2 separate regions of the Homo sapiens genome follow, and region 1 is linked to region 2. Evidence: chromatin contacts called from ENCODE Hi-C data. All regions are on one chromosome and are shown on one strand. The core of a region is the stretch at or near the end of the contact, and the rest is flanking DNA. Distances in the headings are between cores, read along the strand shown. Region 1 holds the start of SPATA4 (spermatogenesis associated 4). Region 2 holds the start of GALNT7-DT (GALNT7 divergent transcript).

Region 1 (3,885 bases), core at 525-3,024, 3.0 Mb after region 2:
CCGCATTTCAAGAAGATCCCCAGGTGATTCATATGCACTTTAAAATTTCAGAGGCATGGTTGTAAGTAATACTGAAGACAAATTAGTAAACTAGTCCCCCGCTTATCTGCAGTTTTGCTTTCTGCAGTTTCAGTTACCTTGGGTCAATCACAGTCGGAAAATATTAAATGGAAAATTCAAGAAATAATTTGTAACTTTTAAATTGTACTCTGTTCTGGGCAGTCTGATGAAACCTCCCTGCCTGCTCTGTGTTGCCTAGGATGTGAGTCCTCCCTTTGTCCAGAGTCTCCACGTTGTAGACATCAGTCACCTTTTAGTCATCAGATCAACTGTACAGTGTGGTGCGCTTGTGTGCAAAGTGCAAGAGCAGTGATGCTGGTGATTCAGATATGCCAGAGAGAAACCATAAAATTATTCCTTTAGGTGAAAAGATGAAAGTTCTTGACTTAATAGAAAGTTGTAAGAATGGTTACAATGGTAGGAATGAATCATATTCCTGAAATATGAAGAAAAAGAAATTCTTGATAGTTTCGGCATCACACCTCAAACTGAAAAACTTTCAGCCACAGTGTGTGATAAGTGCTTAGTTAAGATTTTTAAAAAGGCATTAAATTTGTGGATGGAAGACATAAACAGAAATGTGTTCTGACAGAGGGTTCTGTAGTATCCACAGTTGCCATCCACTGGGGATCTTGGAACCTATGCCTCTCTGATAAGGAGAGACTACTTTAAACCAGAGTTCTGCAAAAGATTCATTGCCTTTTTATAGAATTTAGTTTGCATTCCCAGAGCAAATATTAGCTGCCAGTTACATACAAAGTGCCTACAATTAAGCAGCAACTTTAAAAACTTGTTGGTAACTCTCAAACTAGATGCCATCTCCGACAAAGGGTAAACTGATCCTTACCAGTATTTTTTTTTTTTTTTTTTTTTTTTTTTTTTGAGACAGAGTCTTACCCTGCCACCTAGGCTGGAGTGCAGCGGCATAATCTCGACTCACAGCAACCTCCGCCTCCCGGGTTCAAGCATTCTCCTGCCTGCAGCCTCCCCAGTAGCTGGGATTACAGGCACCCGCCACCACACTGGGCTAATTTTTTGTATTTTTTAGTAGAGACGGGGTTTCACCGTGTTGGTCAGGCTGTTACTCAACTCCTGACCTCAGGTGATCCGCCTGCCTCGGCTCCCAAAATGCTGGGATTACAGGCATGAGCAACTGTGCCCGGCCGTCCTTACCAGTATTAATGCCCAATATCACTAAAGAAAAAGCTTTGACTATTTTAATATTTTTGTAGTCACCAAAGCATTCTATATTGTCCACAATTTAATGATTGGTTGATTAATTGAATAAACAAGATGTATCGTGGTATTTTGTTAAAGCCTTGTTCCCTAATAGTGTTTTCGTGTGTGTACGTGGGTGGGGGGGTCTTGATTTGAAACATAAGCCAGGCCAGGGTAGGCAATCTGAGGCCTGGCAGGCGGCGGAAAGCAGGCGGGGCGCCCACCGGGGGGGCCTAGGACTGGCTTACTCAAGCACCTGTTGATGTTCCTGGGGAAGAAGCTGAGATCCAGACCCTGAAGCCAACGCAGAACGGAACGAGACAAGCGGGAGCTCTTCGGCGCATGCGGATAGACCAGACACTTCTTAGGCCTCCCTCGGATGGGAGCTGCTAGCTGTGGCGAAAGTGACGGTGACTTGTCTAGGGCTGCCGCAGTCTGTGTCAAATACCCTTTTTCCTGGCCGGCGGCAGCCATGACGCTTTCTGGGTTGCTGCGGCAACAGCAGAAGGCGGGGCTGGGCCTTATTGCTGGCGGCGCGGTCTCGTGGGGCGGGGCGGAGTCTTATGGGGCGAGACCTCAGCGCCTGCGCAAGCGCCGCAGCAGCCGCCCGTACTTCCGCTTTACTCAGATTTTGGACCGCGGGGCCGGGTATCGAGGGAGGCAAAGCTGGGGTCCCAGTGGTGTGGCTGCGGTCTGGGGAGCGCTTTCAGTCTCAGATTTAGTTGGCCTCACTGTTAACCTATTTAGAGCTTTTTTTTTCTTATGTCATCGTTCATAAGTTTTGTATTTTAAATATTGTTGGTTTCTGCCCAGCCAAAGGCCTATTTTCAGTCGTCTAGTTTGAGGAGTGGTGTGAGAAGACTCCAGAGGCCAAGGACAGTTTTTGTTTGGGAATTGGAAGAGATGGGGGAAAAAAATCTTTGAAATGGAAATGAATGTCCACAAAATTTAACATAACTATTTCCTTAATTATTGCATTAAGTATTTGTAAACATTAATATTTGAAAACGATGTGTAGGTTAGATTTTCACACTTAATTAAAATCTCCTAGTAGGCATAATTCCTTCATTAATTCAACAAATATGTATTGAGTCCATATTATGTGCCACGCATTCATCTAGTCACTTGGGATCTATCTGAACACAATGAAAACAACTGCAAAGTTGGCATAGGCAATTATAAATATGTAAGCTTAATTATTAAAATCCATTAAAAATTTTTACAGCCACAGTTTTTTGTTTTTTGTTTTTTGTTTTTTGTTTTTTTTTGCTTGGCAGGGCACAGTGGGTCATGCCTGTAATCCCAGCACTTTGGGTGGTGGAGGCGGGAGGATCGTTTGAGCTCAGGAGTTCAAGACCAGCCTGGGCAACACAAGGTGGAGAGACTTTCGCTACAAAACAAACAAACAAACAAAATAGCTGGGTGTGGTGGTGCACACCTGTACTCTCAAGTACTCCAGATGCTGAGGTGGGAGGATTGCTTGAGCTCAGGAACTTGAGGCTGCAGAGAGCCAGGTGACAGGCCCTGTGGATACATACACATGGTAAAATATGGGATAGATCTTGATAATGATACTATGTAATATTTTTAATGTTTATTCATATACATGCTTATTAATAAAGTAAACCAGTGTATTCTGTATGTGGTTAAAAAAGAAAACCAAAACTGAAGCTATGTAAGTGTTTTCTGTTAGGCTAAAAAAGTTTTAATGAATGATTCATTCATTCTGTAAACCTTTTCTGAGGAACTATCCTGGAGTATGTGCTAGATCTTTACCATCCAATATGGTAGCCACTAGCCACATGTGGCTATTTAAACTTAAATTTAAATAAACTCAGTTCCACTGGCTACATTTTACCTGCTCAATAGCCATATGTAGCTAGTGGCTGCCATGTTGGGTAGGACAGACACAGCACTGTTCCATCACTACAGGAATTTCGATTGGACAGCTCTGTGCGGCAGATCATTTATAAGAGATTCAGAGATAGAAATATCAGTGAAAAGATTACATACACTGAAAAGCTCTGCCATGGTAAAAATATGTTAGCACCAGAAAGGAAGCAAATACTTTGGCCTGGGAGAGTGTAAGAAGTCCTCTCAAAAGAGATGACCATTAATTTGGATCTTAGAAGGTGGTATTTTAAGCTGATTTTTAAGATGAAAGCTTTGAATAGCCATTTCTACTGTGAAAGGAAATTAAATCTTGGGACCCCCCCCACCTCCCCCAAATCACTAAGCTAAAGGGAAAAGTCAAAGTGGGAACTGCTTAGGGCAAACCTGCCTCCTATTCTATTCAAAGTCACCGCTTAGCTCACTGAGCTAAATGCATACCTGATTGCCTACTCTGGAAAGGCTCATCAGAAACTCAACAGAATGCAACCATTTGTCTCCCATCTACCTATGACCTGGAAGCCCCCTCCCTGCTTGAGTTGTCCTGCCTTTGCTTCTAGTTGTCCCACCTTTTCCAGACCAAATCAATGTTCATCTTCCACATGTCGACTGAAGTCTCATGTCTCCCTAAAATGTATAAAACCAAACTGCCCTGACCACCTTGGGCACATGTCAGGACCTCCTAAGGCTGTGTCACGGGTGCTCATCCTCAACCTT
Region 2 (3,975 bases), core at 890-3,389:
GTTGAGGTGAGCCAAGATCGCACCACTGCACTCTACTCCAGCCTGGGTGACAGAGTGAGAGACTCCGTCTCAAAAAAAAAAAAAAAAAAAAAAAAAAAAAAAAAAAAAAAAGAAAAGAAAAAAAACCCCAAAAAACTTAGGATAAAATCTTAAAACGTTTTGTTCGACTTAAATTTAAATTAGCAGTTTAGGATATAGTACACTGATAATGTAATTACATACATTCTGCTATAAAGGCATAGACATCTTTATTGGGAGATATGGGCAGAAAAATTATTTCCTCAGGGTGGGGCATTTGGCTAAACACTTGCCAATATCCTTTACTGTGTAATTTAGGTAACACAGGCAGAAAAGGCGTTTGAAAAGCAGAAATCAAGTGGCAAATATCAGATCTGAGGGACGCAATGAGGGTGGAGTTGAAATCCGTGGTCCTTGGATTTGAAACTTACCAGCCCGTGAACAAGGTTGGTATTGCTTTTGGCATAAGACGACAGCCTTTCTTTTCATTAGCTCAGGAGGAATACTGGCTTTCCAAGTGAGCTCCTCCAATCCAGTGATATTTGCACATCTCACCTGGGCCTTTCGGTTACAAATTCACCACCTTAAGGAGCCGTGTGAAAAAGCAAGAACAATCAATAAGAAGGAAAAAAAAAAACCCTTCAGCTATAAATCAGCCACGTGGAGCTGCTGCAGCAGCAGCGGTAGTCCCACTTCCTGGTTGGCTTCCTGAAAGCCTCTCGACAAGGGGCTCAGGGAAGTGGGTCTAAGGGAGAGGTGCAGACGAGAGCGACTCCAGGTCCAACGGAGGGGGCGGCGGGCCACGGGATCCCGGAGGGCACAGGCGTTAAGGACGGAGTTATTGTCCATAATTACAATAAAAGTTTGGGGATCTGAAAGCTTTAAGGAGCTGAGCTGCAGGGCAAAGGCTAAGAACCGGACTCGGGAAAAGTGCAAGTTAGTTACAAGGTAGCAGGGACTGTGAAGGGGGCTCGCGTGGAGAGCAGGGGACTGCGGATCTGGAAGGGGGCAGGTAGAGAGGAAGGCAGCCTGGCAGAGCGAGGCACACGGGTCAGTCGGAGCTCTGCGGTGGCCGCCAGAGGGGAGGGGGCCACGGGGAGGAGCGGAGGGAAGAGCCCGGGGAAAGGTGTAGCCGAGGGGAGTTCCGGATCTGGAGCTGGAAAGGGCAGGCAGCGGAGAGGGCGGCAGCCGTAGCGGTAGGGGTGGGGGAAAGAGGGGGAGGAGAGCCGGAGGAGGGGGAAGGAGGGAGGGGAGAGCGGTGGCGGCGGCTGCGCCGGGCTGTGAGTCTCTCGCCGCCGGAGGAAGATGAGGCTGAAGATTGGGTTCATCTTACGCAGTTTGCTGGTGGTGGGAAGCTTCCTGGGGCTAGTGGTCCTCTGGTCTTCCCTGACCCCGCGGCCGGACGACCCAAGCCCGCTGAGCAGGATGAGGGTGAGTGACCCGCCCGGCCCCCTCCGGCGGCAGCGACCGGCAACTTGTTTTGTTTGCCCGCGTGTGGAGGGAGCAGGGGCGGCGGGGTCGCGGCACGGCGTGGGCACCGCAGCTCCGCAGGTGGTGCTGGCGCAGCGCGGGCCGAGGGGGTGCCGAGCCCCGCGCACTCCGACCTCCCTGGCCGCCGCCGGCCCGCCCCCTCGCCGCCCCTTCCTCCGCTCTTCCCCGCCCCGGGCTCCGTCGCCGACACCCGCGCTGCCGCGGCAGCGGCTCGGGCGGCCGCTCTCCGCGCCGGGACTGCGGGCGGAGCGGGCGGAGAGCCGGGTCCGGGGGGCTGCGGCCGCCCGGCGTCCCGCTCTGGGGGGCCGGGACCGCAGCGCTCACGGCCCGGGGACGCGGGGTTGGTCCAGGCTGCGGCCTGTGGCGCGTGCAGGCCTGAAGGAGGCGAGATGCCGATGCCGCCACCGCTGGTCCGGTGGACCAGGCCCCTTGGTCCAGCCTCCCCTCCCGCAGCCGCCCGTCTGGGGGTGTTCGCAGCCCCGGGCTCCCCCGGCCCGCCCGCCGGGGAGTGGGAGGGCGATGGCGCCCCGCCTCCGGCTCTTACGGAGAGCGCGCCTCCCCCTCAACTCCGGCGGCGGGGAGCCGGGGTGCGATGCGCGGCCGAGGCCTCGCCCGGACCGCCGGTCCCCCTCGCGTCCCTGGGCGAGGGAGGGGCGGTTGGCCGGAGATGGCGGAGGGGCGTCCCCGCCCCGCCTGCCCGCCGCCCCCAGCCCTCAGCGCCTGGGGAAGCCCCTGCTGTGGCAGTGCTCGGGCGCTATCCGGGGGAAGAGGAGCAGTTCCTCTTCCTTGGCTGCGGCAGGGCTGCTTGGGCCGGAAAACTAACTTGTGTCGGCGCCCGGCCGCCCCGCGCCGGCTGCCGGCTAGCTCAGGCCGACGCCGAGGGGAGCGGCGGCGCGGAGCTCGCGGCGGCTCCGCTGGGACGCATTTGTCTGCCGCCCAGGGCGCGAGTGTTAGCGCTGACATTCCTTGGATTTGGAGGGTTTAGTCAGGCGCCTCGGAACATTAGTTACCCGGAGCCGCGCCGCGCGGGGAAGGGACCGCGGGCACTGCGGCTTCCCTGACCCGGCAGCGGGCGGCGCGCACCGGCCTCGCCCCCGACCCTGACCTGCTTCCCCCCGGATGAACCGTTGCACCACCTGCTTCCTCCTCCCCGCTGGGACAGCCAACTGGGCCGGCTGCCAGTGGGGGTAGGAGAGGGTATGAGGGGCTCACGACCGCCGAGGCGGCGGGGCTGCAGGAGGAGTCGAGTCGCTCTCTCTGTTGTAAAGTGCTTTTTGCAAGTGTGATGAGCATCGCTTCTATGTCATGTTTATTTAACTTTCCTTCTGGAAAGTTAGCATCAAGAAGTTGGGCAAAAAGGCTTGTGGCGTCCTTTCAAGAGTAAGAATCCTAGGAGGAGATCCCATTATCAGCTCTTCGCCTATATCATGAGATTAGATGTAATCTGGAAGTTTTAGTATTTGAAGTCTCTACAGCAGTGGAATCCCTTTGTAATATCTGGGATAGATTCCCATCTAAGTCATCTAAATTGATGGTAATAAAAAGTATCAGTTTTCCTTTTCAGTACATTTGCGGTTTTAAGCTTCTCAGCTCATGGAGTGATGGTGATCTTTTTATAATTTTGCTCTCAATATGACTTATTGACAAAGGATAACTGAATATTGCAATTGAGGATATTTGTTTTAAGTCATCAAATGGCTTTTTACATGTAGCTAGAAATGTTTAACCCCCTATTTTCTGGTAGAGAAACTGACGAAAAACTGACAAAACTAGCTAGGTTCAGAATGTCCCGCCCTTCTGATGATCTTTTAAAGAGGTGGCGGAACATCAGCATCACTTGCCAACTCGTGGAATATTTTATTAGTGCAAACAAAGGATGGGCCATAATGCCCATTTCAGTACTATATGGTGATGATAAAGAAGGTGATGATATCTTGATTTTTTGTTTGTTTCAGTGTACTTGATAAAGTTTCTCAGTGGATCCAGTGTAATTTCTGTCATTTGTCAAAAACAAAAGGTAGATTTTAAAGACTTAACATAATTAACATTAAGAGGAATGCTTAGGTATCAGAAGAGCAAGAAAGACCCTTTTATTGGCTTCCCAGGTAAATAGTAATACAAGCAATTTAAAGTGTAGCTTATAAATAATAAGAGCATAAATAAGGGATTATTGCCTTCCTTTAATAAAGACTAACCTAGGAGCTTTTAAGGTACAGTGCTAGAAGGACAAATCCTGTAGGGAGGATTCTGACTCCTGAGTTTCTCCTCCCCCTTGTGGTTCTTTTACTTCGATGACTATTGCATATATTCCACCCATGGTGAGATCTCTGCTTCTCTTTAATGCTGATCTACACATGGACTTTTTTGGATCCCTTTAAATAGCCTGAACGATCCAGTTTACCAGGTATGGGTTCTGCCTCTACTCCAGCAAGCTTGTACCTGTGGCTCCATTCACCCTGTGCCACT

What was found. A loop is a pair of places that touch in the nucleus more often than their neighbours do. Pooled maps may share reads with other maps.
Region 1: a loop to region 2 is called in a map of CD8-positive, alpha-beta T cell, with 4 times the contacts of the local background. The contact joins the promoter of SPATA4 here to the promoter of GALNT7-DT in region 2. A Hi-C loop is called at or near these places in 3 of 168 maps with a recorded cell type or tissue (CD8-positive, alpha-beta T cell and naive thymus-derived CD4-positive, alpha-beta T cell) and 9 of 50 pooled maps.

The regions. Positions count from the first base shown.
Region 1 is chr4:176,193,811-176,197,695 of GRCh38, forward strand. It overlaps SPATA4 (spermatogenesis associated 4), which reads right to left and starts at 1,775. Exons shown (of 6, transcript NM_144644.4): 1 at 1,535-1,775. The coding sequence starts at 1,752.
Region 2 is chr4:173,167,513-173,171,487 of GRCh38, forward strand. It overlaps GALNT7-DT (GALNT7 divergent transcript), which reads right to left and starts at 2,140. Exons shown (of 7, transcript NR_134242.1): 1 at 1,352-2,140; 2 at 450-601. It overlaps GALNT7 (polypeptide N-acetylgalactosaminyltransferase 7), which reads left to right and starts at 1,299. Exons shown (of 12, transcript NM_017423.3): 1 at 1,299-1,449. The coding sequence starts at 1,324. RefSeq lists an enhancer at 568-667 and silencers at 978-1,027, 1,098-1,217, 1,448-2,677.